2 separate regions of the Mus musculus genome follow, and region 2 is linked to region 1. Evidence: chromatin loops called from intact Hi-C (ENCODE). Cell type or tissue: heart. All regions are shown on one strand. Each heading gives the region's core, and the rest is flanking DNA. Links, peaks and the distances in the headings are about the cores only.

The links. A loop is a pair of places that touch in the nucleus more often than their neighbours do. Peaks named below come from ENCODE experiments on the same cell type or tissue, not always from the same donor. Only the 100,000 strongest peaks of a DNase experiment are listed, where the experiment ranks them.
Region 2: it touches region 1 in a loop (2.5-fold over the local background); 2 of 42 quality-filtered maps call a loop at or near these places.

What each region holds. Positions count from the first base shown.
Region 1 is chr11:112,204,416-112,215,317 of GRCm38, reverse strand. No RefSeq gene overlaps it. Among named protein-coding and RNA genes, the nearest start is that of Gm39461, 53 kb to the right of the region's middle. In heart, for the core only: a CTCF peak has its summit at 5,726 (motif pointing left); no DNase peak of the experiment used is centred there; H3K27ac peaks cover 304 bases.
Region 2 is chr11:111,648,210-111,659,111 of GRCm38, reverse strand. Gm30219 (a long non-coding RNA gene) reads left to right here and starts at 99. Exons shown (of 4, transcript XR_001780139.1): 1 at 99-124; 2 at 2,642-2,849. In heart, for the core only: a CTCF peak has its summit at 6,060 (motif pointing left); no DNase peak of the experiment used is centred there.

The DNA.
Region 1 (10,902 bases), core at 1,315-9,314:
CAACAAGTCTGGGTGGGGCACACGGTTCTCAAGAAATCTTAAGAAAAGCTTGTGACAATATTGACAATTTTTACATCTGTATGAATACCAATGTAGTCAGTACTGTCTTGAGGCTGCGGCTAGGCAACTAGAACATAATGAGACAGAAATTAAGGCATTCATGATTTCGTGTTTACAAGAAGCCATATTCCCCGAGGCAGCTTCCAACCTCCTATGTGGGTCTAATTTTCCAGTAATTGTCTCTCCTTCCTGCACTGCACTTTGTGCCTGTCAGACTGGTTTGAAGCGTGAAGGTTAATACGTTGGGTGTGTATGTGGGAAGAAGTCCACACTGCTACCTGGAGGTTATTAATCATCCATTTGTTATTTTAGCTTTGAGAATATACTTTATCTCAGAAGCGTGAACTGTACATGGGAGGTAGGCCACCAACTGCTTAGTGCTTCAGACCTAAGTATATCTATCACATGACAGCAGGTTTGATGCACCCTGGTCTGATTCTTGTCTCTGCATTTTGTAAGATGTACATGATACCAGAAAATGCCATTGCATGAGCCTGTCACCTCAATAATATTACAAAGAATAAAACAAAGTCATGTTTACTTAATTTTTCTAATTTTTGGTTCTTTTGTGGTTTGATTAAGCACCTACAAAATGTACATGAAAGCCATCGATTCATTTTCCTTCACCTCTTCATCTGGCTTTGGAAATGGCAATTCTGGTGGCCAGCTGGGCTGGCCTCACCTTGATGAGACTTCTGGGAAGACACACTGTGTGAGATCTTGGCATAGTAGGATTTATTTTCCCACCTACGTTTTTTTTTTTTTTTTTTTTCCATTTTGACACAGAATGTCTCACTGAATCTGATGCTCACTGCCTGATTCAGCTAGTTGCCAGGGAGTCCCTGGGGTCCAACTGTCTCTACCTTCCTAATGCTGAGATGGGATTACAGGTGCACATTAGTGCACCAAACTTTATCATGTGTGTACTGGGAATGGAAACTCAAGACCTCATGTTTCTGCATCAAGGACTTGATCAACTCAGCCATGTCTCTAGGCCTCTAAAACTTGCATCTCTTAAATTTACCCATAAGTAGGCTTATTTAAAAAAGTAACATGATGGAGAACTTATAGTTTCCCCTCTTTTTAATATTGTTTATGCAAAAGAACCATCTCCAGCTTGAGATGTTAAGGGACATTTGATGGATTAGCTCAAATACTACTAATGACTCCTTTCTTGTGGTACGGGAGTGGAGCTTGTGAACTGACATTGGGACTGTGGCTATAGTGTTCAATTCTACCATCTCTGGGAAGAGTTCCGGGGCTGATGGGCAGCAGTGTTTGTAAGGGAAGGGTGACATTGCAATGCTATCCTAACCAGCAATGATTGGCCAACCCAGGGGCCTACTTCTCATTCTCAGTCGTACATAGTGCCACTGACTTCAGAAGTGTGACCAGTCCTCAGAAGAAAAAAAAATGCCTTGTCTATTGCTTGGGTCCTAGAATATGGGATAGAGGCTTGACCTAGTGCATCACTGTGACCAGTGTTAGTAACATCATACCATAGGAATATGCATGTTAAAAACTAATTCTGAAAGAGAACTGTGATCAATGCCTTGTGAAAAGAAAGCTTCACAACAATAATTGTTATAGTAGGCGCAGACAAGCCACTGGGTTCTGCAGCTTACAAATGCACAGAAGAAAAAGCATTAACCTCCACCCCCCCCCCCGTTCTATTTCCAAAGTCCTTGGTGGAATCAGGCTCAAAGCACACTATCCCATCTATTCAATCTAATCAATAGGCGTTTGAGGTTGGCAAAGCAGCCTCATATGTACAAATCGTAAAAAGGAGCTTTTCGGCAGCATGAGATCTCAGTTATTTTTCTGGCCAAAGGATAAATGTCTATTGGAGTCAATTACTGCTCCGCTCATGGTTTCATTATTGTTGTTAGAGTGTGATAAATGCAACTCACTTTATTATAATGGGCTGTAAAAAAAAATCACTACATAAAATTAGAAATTCTGCAAAGAGTTAGGCATTGCAAGCTCCACCTCCCGGCAATGTCCGTTTTAATTCAAACGGTCTGGAGGCAATGCGGAAGTATTAAATACATGGATGAAATGAAAAGAAATCCATTAAATATCAATTTTACTTTCTGACTTAAACCATTTTTAGAATGTGTATTTTCTTATCCCTCGGCTAAGGACCTTCTCTGAAGGGGACCTCAGTGGCAGGGGACCTCGGTGGCAGGGGACCTCGGTGGCAGGGACCTCTGCGGTGAGAGGAGGTGGAATGATCCCACCAAGCAAGCAAGATAATTTGGCTGAGTTGTTCCTAACTTTCTGGTTGATTTGGTCACGCACCGACCATTGATCCCAGTGTACTCGGGTCTTTCTGGGGTTTAGTGTTGAAGATCTCATAAGAAATACTAGGGCCTTCTTGATGCTGGGCAAATCAAATTATTATTCTAACTTAAAAACATATCAAGTCTCTTTGCGAGCAAATGCCTTAGGACACTTGCCTTCCTTCTCTGGAGCACGTGCTTCATGATGATGTACACTTGTCATTCTGGGGATTTCAGAAATCATGCTGTGCCCTTTGGTACTAGTTCTTATGTATTCTATGAGTTTCTTTGCTTCTCAGATTGTCATCTTTGTGATCAAATGCCTCTTCATCTTAGCTCAAATTTAGATTTGACCTCACCTTTGAAGCACCTGTCCTGGGTCACTTTCTAGGTTCAGCTTAAGTGGGTGTGATTATAAGTTATCCAGGCATCCCAGGAGACAAAGGGCACTTTTGTATTCTACAGATGAAATGGGTATTCTCTTACTTGGCAAAGCCTTTCCTTACTTTGATACAGTGGTGCTTTGGGGACAGGTGGAGAGCAGTGACCAGTGTCCCAGTGCCTGAGACAATCATTTTTACTTCAGATCTAGCATACAGGTTTTATTATGTAAGCATATTAAGTTTGCTTGGAATAAAACCTAATGTCAAGCACCCACGCAATCCACAGTTCTGTGCTTGTCATCTGGAACAGAAGACTCAGGGAGGTTACAAGAGGCAAAATACAACGTGCTGTTCCTAAGTCGCTTTTCCGTTGAGGTGCCTGCAGTCCAGGGTGACAGCATGATCCGCCGTGTACTAATTATGCCATCCATATGCTTCATTTGCTATACACACACACACACGAGAACTGGAGACTTTTTCAAGGGCAAAACCCAAACCAGGGTGCCAAAGCCACAAATCACGTATGCCTTGGTTTGTGAAGCAGCAACAAGGAAAGGGGGTCAGAGACACACGTGTGCCTGAGGACGTGGAATTATGCTTCAAAGGTTGAAAGATGTACAGACGGGGACAGGAGGAGAAGAGCGTGGCTAAGTGGTCAGGGTATGCAGGTCCGATTGGACAGAAGCAGTTCAACAGTATATGACTACCACCTGCTCACCTGGCAAGTTCTAAAATGTAACTAGGAAGGCACTGATACTCTGCCCCATTGCTGCCAGGTTCTAGCTGTGAGCCCTTTATATGTTTAAATTACCTTTGAGAACTCCACACATAGGTAAGCACTGTAGTTATGAACTCTCTCTTTATATCTTCCATCCCCCTCCCTCCCTCCAGCTCCTTCAATGCCCTCTCTCCAATTCATGAGTTTACCTGGAAGCTGCACCAAGCATAAATCTCAACAATATGGTTGCATAGACAAGAGCTGCATTTGACAAGGCGGCACGGATGGGGGGAAAAATCACAGTTTTCACCCATGAAGATCTATGGGTACTCAATGGCTGCAGAGAGAGAGAGAGAGAGAGAGAGAGAGAGAGTTGGTCTTCCCCAGGATGAACACCCTGCTATGTTTCCCCATCGTAGGTGGTCAACCCCAAACTCATGCACATATGAGCAACCCTAAATGAACTTAATTGGTGATATGTATACCTAGATAGAACAAGATATGTTTAGTCATGGAGATCCCGGGTATCAGATGTCAAATGACTGAGTCCCACCATCTAGCCCTCTGTCACCACAGTAGGATAGTGAACAAGCTTGCAGATACAATGCTGTGGCTCTCCCTGGACTCCCATGTCCTTCGATCCTAATTGAGTGATTGAGCTAAAGATGAGGTTTTAAGGGCCTGGGGACATAGCTCCATTGGAAGGGTGATTTCCCCAGCATTCAGGAAGTCCTGGGGTTCATCCCCGGCCCTTTAAGAACTGGGCATCATTGTAGACACCTGTAATCCCTTTACTTAGGAGATGGAAGCTGGAAGATAGAATGAAGTTCAAGATCATCTTTGATAGAGCGAAGCTGAAGATAGCCTTGGTTACATAGGACTTCCTGGACATTTTTGAATGTTTTGATTATTGTTATATTAGTCAAGATCAAGGGATGATCTTGTTGCTGTGTAAGGAAAGAGAACCTGAGTAAGCACTAATGGAAGTGGTAAAAATCTTCCATATCAAATCTTTTATTCTGGCGCTCCTAAAATGAAAGGAGCTATATACAGTTTCTCAGTCTCAAACTAACCACTGAGTCAGTCAAACGAAGCCATATGTCTGTGTGATTTCAACCATTTTCTAGTCGCTCCTTGTATGTGAACTAGATGCACTGAGTCCATAATGACCACCGAAAGGCAACAATAAACAAAATGGATATGTAATGTATGATACACCTTTTGGATGCCAAGCTATCCTTTGTCAAACAGTTCTAGAATTATGCCACAAGCTATGTTAAAATAGCTAGTATTTACCAATTGTTTACTATATATGGCTTTGACAGGCATTCTGCCAAGAATTTCTTGTAAATGGTCCCATCTGCTTCCAAGACAATCTTCTGAGAGATATACTAATATCCTTACTGTTTTTGAATAAGCAAACACACCTCAGGTATTTCTTCAGTGCTACTTTTATTACATATAAATAAGTAAATATTCCACAAGTAGAAAATAAAGGCCTTTGTTTAAAGGGCACATGTTTTTGTTTGTTTGTTTGTTTGTTTGTTTTATTTTGAGAATGTTTCTTGTTAGATAGCCCATGCCACCTTGAACTCACAATCCTTTCGTCTGGGCCTGAAAAGTTCTGAAACACGGGACCACACCCTACCTTAAAGATGTAGCTTATAAATCATATGAGGAATGGCAATCTACACAAAACAATCTTGCCACAGAAAATTTAAACCACTTACATTAAGATTAATAGGCTGTAGTTTGAAAGTAGAAAACATTTTAAACACTCTTTTATCTGGGGAAGGAGACAGATTAAACTGATTTTAAATGAGATAACAGAGTCAATATTAAAATTCCAGTGGACCTACTACTCTGGGAGTCAACCTTTGGATAGTGAAGACTGGAGATGAAATCTATTAATATGTCCAAACTGAAAGATGGTGCGAACAGAAAAAGGTATGCGTGTGGTATGCACTTTGTGTCACTTTGTGTCAGTCACTAAAACTATCAAGCAAGACTTGAGTCTGGGTTGTTCACAGATGCATTGGAACTAGTTGAACCTAGTTTGCTTAGAACGCATTTACTTTCTTTCTTTTTTGTTAATCATTCTATTCGTTTACATCCCAAATGATATCCCACTTCCAGGTTACCCCTCCACAAGCCCTCCCTCCATCCCACATCTGCCCTCTCCTCCCTCCCCTTTGCCTCTCTATGAGGGTGCTTTCTAAAAGTCTATTTGCCCAAGGTCTCTTACCGGGAACACAAGAGGAAGAGAGTCACTGCGCCCTCTAGGGGATGTTGTAGAAAAACCTTGCCTTGGAGAAAGGGAAGGACATCTGAGAAAAGTCCTGAGAAAAAGACACAGGGTAGTTCTTCCTCTAAAGCTCCTTCCTCTTCTAATGGAAGCATCCTACTAGACTTCTTAAAAGGCCCCTAACTGTACCAACCCCTCAATTATTTTATTATTAAAAGGCAAAGCTGACAGCATGCTATTCATTTTTGGCTGTACACTATTTCTCTGGCCCTTGTATCCCAAAATAGCTCCTTGTGGTGACGTGTTTCTCCTTTGGTTGGTAGGATTCTTTCAGTGGCCTCTCCCACTCTGTTTCTGAATGCTACGTGCTGTCTCAGGCACTCCCTCCCTCCAACCAACATCACCTGTTTCTCTGTGAATGATCTGACCTTCAGAAAGCCAGGCTATCTTTTGAAGATAAGGAGATGCTCAGGGAGACCGAAAAGGGCAACGAAACCCATGCTTGGAGCAGTGTCAGTCAACAAGCTGTGATTAATTACTGAAAGCAGAGTACACAGACAACTTCAGAGAAAGAAGGAATGCATAAAAGAGTTACTTTTGTCTTGTTCCCATGTCTTCCAAAACATAAAGACAAGTACACTCAGGATCACTGGTCCATAAATGGCAGAGAGAAAAAAATAATAATCCTGATTTCTAACCCCCTGACTTATACCTTTTCCAATGGCAGTAACCATTGCTTCCAAGGTGGTCCTTAATTGAATTATCTTGGCAATATTGTGAAGGCAAGTACTAATCACTTAATGTGTTGAGTTATTTAATGAAAGTATTATTAATTTGTAGCAATAAAATATAGAAAGAACTCGGAGCTTACCATGTGCCGGGGATTTGTGGCATCAGATAATGCCTTAAGAAAAAAAATCAGAAGTAAAATTAACACCGAAGATGTCTGCAAATTCATACTTGGATGAAGAGCATGGGACAGGGATGGCAAGCAAAGAAACAGCAGCAACCAACGTACATGGTATCATTTTGAAGGTCTTATTGAAGATGTCTTCCCTCAAGTTGCCTTTTCATTCTTTTGGGGGGGGGGTTGAGGTCTGATTAGAAAGCAGGGAGGGAGCCAGAAGAACAAACAAATAGCAAGGATTGTCCCAAGGGAGCCACCCAGGCCCAGTGATGGAGTGCTAGACTCCTACTAGATAAATACAGTCTTAGGATTTGGGAGAAGAAGGAATTGAATGTCAAAATAATGAGGGACCAAAACACAAGTATCACTGAAGGAGTTTCAGTCAAGTTAGGCTCACTCCTCCTTGCCCAGTTTTAAGTAAGAAGATATTTTCTTTTCCTTTAACACCACATTTTTTTAAATGTGAGAATTTATAATTTATTTAATTTTATTCCTGTGTGTTTATGCATATGCTGTGTGTATGAGTATAATCGAGCAGGTGGGTCTCTACAGAGACCAGAGGAGGAGGTAGGGTACCTACTTCTGTTCATCTCCACTATAGTCCCTTGAAGCAGAGTCTCTCTCTCTGACTCTGGAAGGTTATCATATTTTGGCTAAGGTGGATGGCCAGCAAGCTCCAGCCATCTTTCTGTCTCTGACCCCTAAACTCTACCTCCCATACCTGTGTATAGGCACCTGTAGCCTTGCAAGGCTCTGTGAATGAACCAGGGATCCAAAATCTTCAAGCTTATGCAGTGGTAATCACACAAATTGAGCCTTCTTCCCAACCACAAATATTTCTTTAATTAACTGAACGTTATGACAATATTTTCTTTGAGACTCTGGAATAATGATAACATCAGATACTAGAGAGAACGTTGTATTGAGACTGTGCTATCATGTGTTTCGATGACTCAAGAACACGAGGATGACAAGGACTCATGATATCTGTTTTGTGGAAGATGTCTATAGGCTTAGCTTAGATTAACTGATGGCCAAGTTGAACATATGCATGGATTAAAGGGAACTATGGGACTGATTCAAAGCTGACCTCCTCCGGTTGAAAAGAGGGATGTCTCTGTTGCCAGTTTCAGCTGTCCTTGGCTCATGTGTCTAAAATTGGATGTTGTCAGCAAAGCATATAGGGTATTCTTGCAATAAGAAAAACAACCAGCCAGCCAACCAACCAACCAACCAACCAACCAACCAATCAAAACAAACAAACAAACAAACAAACAAACAAAAACAAATCCAAGGATCATACATAACATGTAAGGATTGCTTAATCCTTCAAAAGGGACTTAGGCTTGGGTTATGTAGATAACTACAAGGGAAAAATTCCCCTCTCCACATAAGCTAGCCCTCTGCTGACAGGAAGAAGAAACACGTGGTTTGGCCACACACGGATATGGTACAAGAAGGGCATAAAGACTGGTTTGATTTTGCAAAAAGGTCAAGATAAGGATAGGATTTTCCAGAGAAATGACATTGTCCTTGGAATTTACTTATGCCTCACTGCCTAAAACCATCATGCAATATGGTTCCATGTCTGTACCCCATCTCTCAGATCTATCCATTCTTGCTTTTGGAGTTCTGAGTTCTTCAAATAATTCCTTGTACCCTCCCCCATTCGATCAACTCCCTTAACAGAGCCTGAGAGAAAAGGTTGAGTTTCAGGCTTCTTCTGTGTTGAGGAATTTACTTTCAACATCTTGACACGAGCCAGAGGCCTGCCCGGCAGCAAGAGAGATGGATGCAGTAGGAAACTCGGCCTGACAAATGCCAGTCCCACCTGTGTGGGTTAATAAGCGAGATTCCAGCCCAGCCAACAATCCTCTCGTAACTGTCATTTCCGTGCAACCAATCAGTTGCCTGGGAATTATCCCAATAAAAAAAGAAAAAGAGAATACAGTGTGTCATTTATCAGGCAGCCAATTAAAGAGCCTCTGCAGGAGAAGGTGAGCTGGAAGCCAGTTCTCACAAAGGAAGCAGGGCAGGGCCAAGCCAGTATGGGCCTGGAGGAAACTGAAGAAACTAAGTGGTGGCTACCTCCTAGAGGAACCAGATTTGGAAAATGTTAGGAGCTGGTAATGGTTCACATTTCTAAGGACACCAGGGTGTGAACAGGAGGTCTCCTAAGCCATCTAATCTTACCCAAAAGGTCCCTTGTGGCCCTAAGACCAAGGCTCATATACTGTGTTGCTTGGTTCCTAAGGCATGGTGAGCATTACATGTCTTGAAATTTGAATACAAGGAAGTAGCTAAACAAAAACAAATTGAAAACAATAGTTGCCCAAGTTTATTGGACATTTTGGCTTCTTTGTGTACTGGTGGTTTACTGGTAGAAAAGCAGAAGTAATTCTTTCTGCTTAAAACATGCATGAGGGGGCTGGAGAGATTGGCTCAGGGGTTAAGAGCACCAACTGCTCTTCCAGAGGTCCTGAGTTCAATTCCCAGCAACAACCTGGCAGCTCATAACCATCTATAATGGTATCTAATTCCCTCTTCTGGTGTGTCTGGAGAAAGCAGTGGTGTACACATATAAATAAATAAATAAATAAATAAATAAATAAATAAATAAATTTTTAAAAAATGCATGAAGGACTTACTTTCTCCTTTGGGGTTTATAATAAAAGCTCTCTATTATACATGCAATAAATGTATAACATATATGTTCATTCAAATGTATTGAGTGCTTTCTAATGACACTGCACCCAGTTGGCTAGTCCAAAATACAAGCCAGTCCCTAGTTACTGAGGCCATCAGTACCCACATGGGTTAGCAGATGACATCATAGTGCCTCTCAGGTTTGTAGCTCAGAGTTACATCTTGCCCTTTGGCCTTTCTGAATTGAGGTGTCTGGAAATGCAGGAGGTCTTACAATAGTAATTACTTTTAATATTTTAATTCTAAGTTAATCAATGGTATGTGTGATAAATCAGTGATATATGAGATCTATAGGATCTGGGAACACAATTGAAGTATACTGACAGGATAGCAGCCACCCAACCAGAAAAGCAAAAGCTATCTGTGAAGTGCATTTCCAAAATTATAACTCTGTTGTCAAATGTAGAACTGGTTCAAATTCAATGTCCCTGGGGCTACAGAACTGTAGATTGAGGAAACACAGACCAGTAGTGCAAGTCAGTAGTGAGTCTTTCTGTGGACACTTAAACGTAAAAATTGTTAGTAGCTCCTGGACAACACTCTGCTAGAGGGACACAGCATCAGTAAAGTCAGGACTATTGCCCTTAACCCATATGTAGACCATGTGTAGTTTATGTCTTTTAAAGAGAAACATTCTTCTACTCCCATTACATGCTTAGTTCTTATATTTCTCTCTTATTTATATTCTTTCACTGGGAGTGTTGTTTCCTAAAAACTGCCAAGTCATTTTTTTAAAAGATGATTAAAAAGATGAATCTAAGGGCACCAACCGTAAGTTTCCATGAAATGTCCTTCAGAAGCCAATGTATAGAACATTGGAATGTTATGTTCTGGCAAGTGACTGAGTCCTTTATTTTAACTTATCATGCATGATTCTAGCACTGACATAAATTCACACACACACACACACACACACACACACAGAGAGAGAGAGAGAGAGAGAGAGAGAGAGAGAGAGAGAGAGAAGAGGGAGGAGGAGATTATCTAATCTTATCACACATGGCCATTGCCTAAGATTTATTCCAATATTAAAACAACTAGCCGACTGAAGAGGTGTTTTTTGATTTAAGTATTCACTTATAACGTCATTCCAGCTGAAGGGTCCCATTTCCAAGGGAAAGTTGTCCAGTTAAATAAACATTTCAGAAAATATAAAATTTTGCCCTCCCAGTAAGTCTGAAGATCACCTAATTAAACTCATCAAGTCTTAGCTGACCAGTTAATAAATGGAGTAGTTGGTTTATTAGATACAAGCTGTAGTCACACTGGTGGCTTGAATTCAAAGTGCAAGGATCCCCAGCTGTGTGACCTTGACACCCAGCTGGCTTCACCTCTCTGAGATCCAGTTCCTGTTTCTTTAGACACAGAGATAAATGGCTCTTACTGCCTCATGTTTAGGCTCCAGTAACTAGGATTCCATGGTACCCTGTCAATAAACAGCAGCTACAAACGATACCATTTATGACTCTTACACAGCCTCCCAGAGAATAGTACCAACAAGCCTAATACAAAGAAGTGGTTTCTCATTTCTCCTGCCCAGAGCAATTGAAAGCGGGAGGGTTCCTGCTCTTTCTTTCGGGTAGGCACCATCTAATGTGACC
Region 2 (10,902 bases), core at 1,134-9,133, 560 kb after region 1:
TTCAAGGTTTGGAACCCAGCCACTCAGGAGACTAAGACCAGAAGACTGTGACGTCTAGTTCTTCCTGGACTAGAGTGAGTGGTAGGGTAGCCTAGGAAACCTAGTAAGACTCTGGAAAAGAAAGGTTGGCTGGTGATCCAATTTGCTAGTAGAAACCTGGCCTAGCGTGTGTGAGATCCTAAGTTCTATCCTCAGTTTGTCAAACTAAACAGGTGATGGGTTGACTGGCTCACAGGCTGACTGGCTAGATAAGGGATCCACCCAAAAGCTGGGAAAGTTAGGTTTGGACTGAAAGGTCATTTTAGGTTGTGGCTTAGGAACTCTGACCCCAGCTACAATACTCAGCCCAGTACCAGCGATTGTTTCATTTCTACCAAAGGGCCTGGTCTGCTAGCGACGGGAATATCAAGTGTTGCCATGGGTTGCTGCAGCTGCGAGCCATTATGTCCAGTGGCAGTGGAAATCCATTGCGAGCTCTCCTGGGAGACGGTGCAAAATGCTGTGGTGGGTTTCATATTAACCCTTGCCACCGCTGTAGCTAAGACTTCCGGCCAAGACCGAACCTCACCAGTCAGCTGTTGCCAAGTTTTAGAAAAAACAGACTTCATCACAGGCAAGCTCCATTCTGAGACAGAAAACAAGCGCCTTCTAACGCAAGGCTAGGCCCCTTGGAAGCCTTTTGTCTGCATTTGACAGTTTCACACCCCACAATGTCTGTTTCAGAGAGGTCCCGAAAGCTTTCCAGGAGAAGAAAGCCCCTAATGAGGAACGCAGTGTAGCTCTGACAAATGCTTTTTTTCATACATTTTTCAATATGCTCCCTTAAAAGAGAGGAGAAAGGGGAAATTAAAAAAACAAAAAACAAAAAACAACAACCAAAAGGCAAAAGCAAGCAAGCAAACAAACGTTTCGTTATCAGACACATGAATGTTTAAGTTTGACAGCTAATTTTGGTCATTTCCTAATTTGAAATGTCTGTTGCTTTCTCTATTGACTTGTTTACATTTTGTGTTCAAGTCCTTTGTTTAAATTTTGTCATTAAGACAAACATTTAAGGGAGGCATCTGTATCACCCCTCCAAGGCTTGGCAGATCTCATAGAAGAGGAAGAAGAAAGGCTGAAGGAGATGAAGGGTGAGGAGGAACACTATAGCATGCTGCCTTCTGCGCATGACAGGATCGGTGCCCTTGTGAATTCACAACACCTGCCCTTACATGCATGCACTCAAGTGTGCGTGCAAAAGCACACGCACGGATGAGCACACGCATGCACGTGTGGACACTCTCGCGCACACACATATCATGCAAGTAGGAGGGGGACTAGTTGAGAGCTGCTTAAAAGACATGAAAGGGGAATTATAAAACACAGGGTCATAAATATACTATAATCATGTATGTAATTGTCAAAAATAAAGTTTTAAAAGACATCATAATAAAGAAATAAGGGATAAGCTTAGCTAGTTTGGGGGAGGATGCCAGAGTGTATATATGTGCATCATGTGCATGCAGAGGCCAGAAGGAGCATAGCATCCCCTGGAACTGGAGTTATGGGTGGTTGGGCCTACTCCTGTAAGTGAGAGTAACTAACCACCTGAGGTTCTCTGCAAAAGCAATAAGCATTCTTACACCCGAGGCATCCCTCCTATCTCATAGCAAACTCTTTAAAATGACATTTTAATGATGACTAGTTCTGTACACGGAAGCACTGCCTTGTTATGGGTAGGTTGTGAATGGGTTGAGATGTGTAATTTAGATATCTGTCCTGTTTAACTTGACACTTGATTTCGGCAGCCATATTTAAGACAACAGGTTTTCATAATGATTGACAGCATCTGGAGACGTCAGAGGAAAGGTAGAGCTTAGAAAGGATAACCTAAAGCTTGTGATTATTGTATCGCAACTCTGGTAACTCATATTCCGAGGCAGCATCCTTCTTTAAGGACACACATTCCCACTTCAACACCAGCTTACAGTTAGGTGGCTGTCATTCTATGGTGTCTCAGATAATGTAACATGTGGGGGGTCTAGCTGACCTCTATAGAAGCAACTTTCTGTATCCTTGCAGAATATTTGTAGGCACTCCTGACATCTGAACCAACAGACCAATAGCCTCCTACTCCAAGGTGTGCCAGTTACTACGCGGTGTCATCTGAGAACTAAATGAGCCCAGGGTTTGCACTGTTGGCTTAGGAGGAAACAGAGAATAACATTCTTATCTTAGGGTTCCTGGTTCTGTGATGAATGCTGTGACCAAAGGCAATTTGTGGAGGAAAAGGTTTGTTTCACTTACTTTTCCAAATATCAAGGTTCACCATGGAAGAAAGTCAGGCTAAGAAGTCAGGGCAGGAACCTGGAGATAGAACCTGATGTAGAGACCATGGAGGGGTGCTGCTTACTTGCTTGCTCCTTGTGGCTTGCTCAGCCTGCTTTCTTATAGCACCAAGGACCACTAGCACAGGGTGGTATGACCCATCATGGTCTGGCCCTTCTCACATACTCCTTAAAAAAAAATCTCTAAGTTAGCATTATCATGGCCTCCAACATTTCTTACATAGAGACTAAGAATCTAGCCTCCAAGCCCCCACTAATCTGATCCTCTACTGGGCTTTTGTTTGTTTGTCCTTTGCTTGGTGCTCATCAAGAGGGATCACCTGGAGCTACTCTTCCTACTGAACTTCTGACATTCTCAGGTGGCTCTCCATCCCACTTTGGGTTTTCACTATAATGAACGCCTTCAGCAAGCTCTGCAACTCAGGTTCCAGCACTCCCTCACTCTGATACCAGCATATGAGAGACTATGCTTGCCCTCCCTCCGACAAAGCCTCCTGTGGGTAAACATCTGCATCCAGGGTAAGCATTCCGTGTCAATCAGAAGCAGAAAGAAGGTAGCATAGACCTTGGTATAAGACCCTAGCGGGTGTCAGCAGAACCTGCATTGCAGCTCTGGTTGAGAGGGCAGTCTCAAGCAGGCATAGGCTGCTTCCGGTTTTAGACAAACCCGTGATCCACTTCATTCAAGCCAACACTTATCTGCTGAGTTGTCCAGATTCGGGTTCAACTTGGATTTAGAATCCTTGGGGAAGAAAAGTCTCCCCTGCTCATTTCAGAAAGTGACTTTCCATAAGTAGATGCCATTCTAGAATGGAGCAGCAATTTCAGGGCAAATTTAACAGTGTTTAATGTTGTAAAAAAGAAAACAGAAACAAAACAAAACAAAACACACAGCCTGACTCCAAGTATGAAATGGGAAACCTGTGAAATTCAAATGTGTAATCATGTTTTCATTTACTTGACTGTGAGAAAGGAGACACCAAATTATTTTTGTTTAAAAAAAAAAAAATCTCAAAGCCCAAGTGTAAAAAAATATCGAATTCTTAGAATAGTCACTTACAATTGTGCATACGGATGTGTTTTGTGTGACTATTTGTACAGATAATATTATATATTTGCATATCATTTAAAATATTATTATTTGTAGATAGATTTAAGCTGAAAAACATATTAAACTATGATGGGTGATGGAGTGGGAGTGTACACTAGTGTTTGTCCTGAGGACCTGGGTTTAATTCTCATCTTCCTATGCATGTGTGGCTGACGTTCAGCAATATCTCATCAGTACCTCAGCCATTCCTGTTTCCTCATACATGATATTAGAATACTACTTCTCTGACTTCTGTTTCTGGTTCCAGACAATTTTAGTCTGCCAATGAAAAGTATTATATTATTTTATGTAACATATAAATTATATAATATGTAATGTAAATTATAATATTTAAATATATTATATAAATTATATTACATATAACATATAATAGAGTTAAATATATTATGCACATTATATTATATTATATAAATTACATAATAAAATACATGATATATAACATTTATATATACATATACACACAGGCATATATGTAATCTCAATAAAGAGAGTATGTTAAATATATATACATAGGAGTAACAGGTATATTCAATTAATCTTATGCTCATCTGTGCATGTTATCAAATACATAGTTGTTTCTAGAAGGTTTGCAAAGGGTATTATCTGGGTGTGGAACTAAGAGGTGGTTAAAAGTGACTTCGGCAGGATAAGGCAGAAAGCTGAGCCCTTTCTACCTAAGCTTTAATACATAATTTCCCATGACATTAGCTTTCCTTTAATATCAGCTCTCACCAACTCTGACAAGTTCTTCATTATCTTGTAGCTGAAATTTAAGTGTGGTTACTCAATGTATGCTTATGATATGTATAATGACAGAGTTAGTATAACTTTGTCTTTTATATAGGTGCAAAAATCAGAATTTGCAAATAGTTCAGAGAATCTGACCATGGCGGGAAATGGCATCATTCTGACCCCTCTGTGACTTTCCAGGGCAAAACCTGGTCAAAAACAAAGCATCATGAGCAGTAGGGACTTTCAGAATCAAGAGTACCATCCTCTACCTTGTTCCTGCTCCTAAAATCTCATCAATGAAATGCAGATCTCATCCTTAAAACCATAGCGTCAGTATTTGCCTTCTCACAGAACACCACTTTTAGTAGTCACTCGCCCGTTGTGTAGGCTGGTCATAAACCTCATTTAACAAGTCAGGGTAACGAGTCAAAGGATGTTGAGTGGCTATCAAAGAACGCTTTTCGCTTTGGATGGATTTTCAATCTCTTGCCTACAATAGTTTCAGTTATATCATTCATTTACAGGGAAGAATAAATGAATAATGCTGAGTCCAGATGCTAGACTGATGGATAGTCAGTTAAAAATTACATAGTGAAGGGACGAAGACTTGGAGGAGTCCACAATATATATTACTAAAACTTGTTGGGGATATGTGTACATACAGCACATGTAAAATATATAATTTTAATATGAAATATACACACACATTTGTAAGTGAGATAGACACCTATTTTATGTACTTGTATTTGAAATGGGAGGAAGATGTGTAGACAGGGCAATAGCATGTCTTTGGGAAGAAAAGTCTGATTCATTGGGATATATTCCTAATGGCTGCTTATATTTCTTACATGATTAACCCACTGGTGTCTAATGCTCTACAAGTACAAAAGAAATGGAGAATTGAAATAAAAATGTTATATTGTAACTTTTCAAAAGCATGGAGGCAGTAATTTAATTCAAATGTAAGAAAAAGCTGTATTTTGTAGCAGCATCAATTCCAGAAGAGATCCAAATGACATGATGTGCATTTATTTCCATTACTAAACATGTTTTGAAGTCTGCAGAGGAAAAAAAAATACAGGGAACAAATGAAAACATCAAATAAAAAGAAGACATGAATAAGGGATCTGACAAAGAAAGACCCAGTAAAAAAATTTTCATAAATAGACATTTTAGCTATATTATTCTACAAATTAAGTTAAGGTTTCTATTTTAAACAAGTTGTATCTGTCTTGGGGAAACTTTCAGTTTCAAATGTAATGTATGCATATATTCAAAAAGCAAGAACTTTATCAAAAGTGGACAACTGGTCACTTACTATTTTATCTATTTCTGTTCATGTGCGCTATAAAATTCAAACCCTGGCTGAATATCACTGGCAAAAATGTAACAGCAACTAGAGATCTGCTCTCTTTTAAAATTATAGGTTTAAAATCATTTAATTAAAAGAGAAAAAAAAATGTATCCCTAGGAGTATGAGCTTTTAGGAAATATTTAGCAACATTTCTCTTTGTGAACGAGATAATGAATGCAAACATCGCCACATAAAATTCTCTTATTTTGCTCACTAGCTTTTTATTTAAGGATAATTTTGTAAGATTATCGTGAAAGAGAGATAAGTCATTGACCCTTATAAGAAGATTGCCTTGACTAGTCCCTGATCTATATCTTTTTATCATTAATGAATACAAAATGTGGCGGTTGGGAGGTGGTATTTCAGATGGCGTCAATACTCTTTAATTAAGTGCCATAATTCTCATTTCCTTAAGTAGCTGGATTAATACATGTTACTCTTCAGAAAACTTTTCTTTCAGGGAATATTTTCCCCCCAGCAACACCATTGAACACATCTGTGGACTTCCACTGCCCTCTTTTGGAATCCAGTGGAAGTTCTGGTGTTTATGCATCTTTGAAGAGGATAGGTGGTTAGACAAGTGTCTTAGTTTTGATGTTTTCGATTTTAATATAAACCTTGAGTAAATGATAATTTGAAAAACCTCAGAGTTAAAGAAGGCTCTCCTATTATCCAGACAAACAATATTCATTTATAAACATCTTATTGTAAAATATGTTTTGTTGTTAATATCAAGGTCATTATAAGTCAATGTTATTATCACTTTAAAATCTACTGAAACAGAAAAAGAAGGCTTTAGAGATCATCTTTGAAGGGTGACGTTGTAGCTTTTTTCCTTTGTCAAGAGTCAAATATGAAATATGATGATCCAGAGGAACTAATTATAATACCATGAATCTAGTATTTTTGTTTTATACACAAATATCGTACAGACTAAACTATTTTAAAACTTGAAATGTATTAAAACCAGCAGTTCATTTTGTGTGGCTTTGCAGAACTAAATCCAACCTTGACCCCGTTTTCAGTGAGCAACTTTGGAGATGGATGCCTTTGATGTAGAAACAGATGGTCATCTGCTTGCTTGGACCACAAATCCTCCACAAATACACAATAAGAAGTGACCTGGAAAAGTAACCTCGGAGAGTTGTAACTAGCTGACCAGCGGTGGATTCAGACATACCCACTGCTATCTGGCTTAGCTACTGATTTGATGTCAGTTTGTTGGTTTTTTAGTCTGTCTAGATAGTGCTTTTCAGCTAAAATCTAAAAGCCTCCCCCTCATTTTACCACATCTGGTTTAGCAATTCCTTGAGAGACAAAAACAGTCCTTTCTCTCATCCCATCTATTAAAATCTACCTAGGTCCTGAGACAGAAATGAATGATCATGTCAGAGTGGAATACTTCTACTCCAAATTTCTGCTAAAATAAACCCAAATGCCCCCCCCCAATGAAAATATTACAAGATATTACAGTAGGACAATCTTCAACAGAGCAACTGATGGGAAATTAGCTTGGTTTCCTGTTATATCCCACGAAGTCATTTGTTACCTCAAAATGCATGAAATATAATAAGTTCAATTTGTTTACTTGAAGAGAAAAATCATTTGAGGTCCGATATCTGATCCATTCATGACTGTTAAATATTTTATTTATAAGGAACCACTGTAGACGTAAGTCCTGTAAAGTATGACCAAACAGTACCTTCCAAACTAAGTTGTAATAGGCTTCAAACCTGAATTTTTTAAATAACCTTTAAAGTTGCCAAACAAGAACTATCATCTCTGATATACACACCTGCGAACATGCAAGCAAACATTCACATGCATACATTGAAAATGAATTACTTTTTACTCAAAACGAGTGCTTTGAATTAGACTAGTATATTTGCCCAGGGCAGGAAATACAGCGAGACCCACAATGACACCTTTATCCAGACACTGTCAACAGAGAACACTGAAGACATAAACTTGGAAGGTATTAAGTTTAACCTGGCTACGTAGGAATTCATTCTCTGATGGTATGCACTGGGTCTTACCTAGAAGACACCTCAGTGATCTGTTAGCTTTCCTGAAGCTATTGGATTTAATAAAATATTCCTCTTGGTCCTTTTGATAAGAAGGGAACATAACATTTAGGAGGGAAAGCACAAGAAATGAAAAAGACACTGAGCAAGAACAGTGAGTTCTCTTAGCTACAGAACTGTATATCTAACCCCACAAAACACTCCTTATATCACAGAAATCTTAGCATCATGCTGTCCTGTGAAGCATAGCTCAAATCCTAACGCTCAGTGGGGCAGATGCAGGCAGTCCCTTGTGAGGTTTGAGGCCAGCCTTGTCTATTTAGTGAGTTCTAGGACAGCCGGAGCTATGAAGTAAGACCCTATCTCAAACACAGAGCACATCAAATCAACGGCAACAGCAACAACAACCATAACAAATAAAACTTCACATGATTCTGAATCACATTTAGCCACTGTACACGCATGCTTCATACTTAGAACGTCTTTGTCAGCAGGGTTTGTTGATTTCCTGACACTTTGTCAGCATCCACTGGGGTTTACTGGGTTTCTGTGTCCAGGATCCTAACATCCTAGAGATTGTCTTCTTGGACCCATTGATTCAGCAGCAATTCTTTAGTTTCCTGTCTCTATGACAATTTTTGTTTTTCCCAAAACTTGTATTATCTGTTATGAATTTTTAATTCAATTGAACAGCAAACTGAGTGGAAGTTACTGAATTATTGACTTGGGACTAGTGATGTGGCTCAGTGGTTAGGCACACTTGCTGCTCTTGTAGAAGATCTGCGTGCAGACCTCAGCATCCCCCTTGCATGCGTCCCAACTCCACAGCTGTGTGCAACTTCAGCTTATGGGTTCTCCAACACCTTCTTCTGATTTTTGCTGATAGCTATACACACACACTATATACACATACACATATACAACACAACACATATACATTCATATGTACACATGCACTTGCACACACTCATGTACACACATATGTACCACATACCACACAAGACACACATGTGTGCACACACAAATACATCACATGCATACACTCATACACACATACACACATACTGCACAACTCATACATATCCACATTCGCACACACTAATATTTAGAGAAGCTATAAGTTATGGAGAACCTAAATCCACGTACTCTGCCCTATTGTTTGTTAAGATTTTGAGAGACTTTCTTAAGGCAGGGATAAAGAGATGTGCTTTTCTAGTTTCTTGATTACAATACCACTTCATGGAACCCACCATAATGTTAAACCTACATTACATGCCATTGCAATTACCCATAGCAGCAGACCCCTATTTTACAAACATTAAAGTAATTTTTAAATTGGTTGGAATCAGGAGATGCAGACAAGTATGTTCATGGAGCTTATTTTAAGCAACACATCTATTTAAATTTCAGAATTGAATACTTTTATATGTACCGGTTATTCAGGGTACGATTGAAACCAAATAAATACATTTTTTTAACTTTAAACATATTTTATTATAAATTACTTTCTACTTGACTGTTTCTTTAAACTGTTAATAGTTTAACGAAACATTGCAAGAATAGTAAGACATTAACTATAATATGTTTAGTTCTCTTAAAGCTTCTGTTTTTACCACATAAGAGAATTATAGCTATCTTTTCCAATGTTAAACAATTTTATATAATACTATCACTGAAAAATGTATAAATACCATGAAAGCACATCAAATATAAATAATATTAAAGTTTAAAAACACAGGTGTCTTTTCAACTTGATAATGGAGGAATGTTCTGGTCTCAATAGAACAAACATTATTAAAATGAATCAATCATATAACTAATTGACTTACTTTTTAAAGCATTTGTTATATATACACATAGTGTATGTATATGTTTTGAATGTGTGTGTTCATGTGTATGTGTGTGATATGCACTTATGTCTATAAGTGTTTATATGTTGAGTGTCTGCATGCTAAGACTAGAAGTTATCTAACATTCTTTCTCTATCATACCTTTCTTCCCTTGAGATAAGGAAGCTCACTGAACTTGTAGCTAGGCTGGTAGCAATCAACCCCCAGAGGTCTTCTAGTCTCTGCTCTTCACCAGAGCCCTTGGTTTACAGATGTTCTGAGTCGTGCCTGCTATTTAAAGTTGTGAGCCTGGATTTGAACTCAGTTCTTCGTGTTCACACAGCAATGGTTCTTTCTCTCTGACTCATTTCCCCCATATAATTTTTCAGTATTTTACACCTGGCATTACAGACTGTACATTGAGTAGTCACAGTTTTAAGCTGACAGACTTTATTTTTTTTTTTGTACAAGACTCAAAGAATGGCTTAGACAGTTGACTAGATGACTCAGTGGCTAAAAGTACTCATTGTATAGGCTTCTGATCCTGAGGCCAATCCCCAGGACCCATCTGATGGGAAGGAAAAATAGATTCCCGCAAGATATTCTTTGACCTCCACACATATTGTGGTATACCTTTCCATGACAAAACAAACAAAGAAACAAACACACAAAATAATAAAAATAAATGACATAAAGCTATGACATAAAATCAAGAATGCAAAAAAATATTCTTGGTGAGATGAGCAGAAAATCCTGCCCAACTTTATGAACAGCACAGATTGTTGATTCAGACATACAGAGCTGTTGCATTGACCATGTACATTGCAGTATAATACCATTGTTGACATGGTAGTTGGGATTTATAAATGTACAGTTGGGATATTAGATGTACAAACTATGATATGCTTACATGAATTCTGAGAATTAGTAGGGGTGCCCGAGAGCAGAACTGATGTGGTGAAAAACAAAATAACTAACTCACTTCTTAAGATCACTAAACAGACTTTTAGCGTGTATCGGAGATTTGAAAACAAGGAGATTTCATTTTCTAAATGGTCTCCATGGTTTTATTTTGTTTGTTTTGTATGTTCATAGCACATGGGTTGAATTATCTTTGACTAGAGAGACGAAGATGGTAGCAATCCAATAATTCCTCTTCAGTGAAGAAGATTTAAAATCTACCATCCGTGGGGTTCAATTTCTTCCTCATTAGAACCATGAGAGTTAGGGCGATGGGAAGAGGGGGCTGGGATAAGAACATTGCATCTCATTCTTAAACATCGTGGTATTTTTCTTGAAACAGAAGGTAGTAATCAATGAAAGTTGTTCAGTGTGGTTCAGCTCCTATAATACTTTCCTGGTGTTAGTCTAACCACTATTGCTATGCAATACTTTGTGCCCCTTTTTATTTTTTTTTTTTTAAACCATAGTAGATTCTTTAAGGTCACATCTGTTAGGGCACATAATGGTTTTTAATCACACCTTCCTAAATGACTGGAACACACGTGTGTGTCGGGAGCAG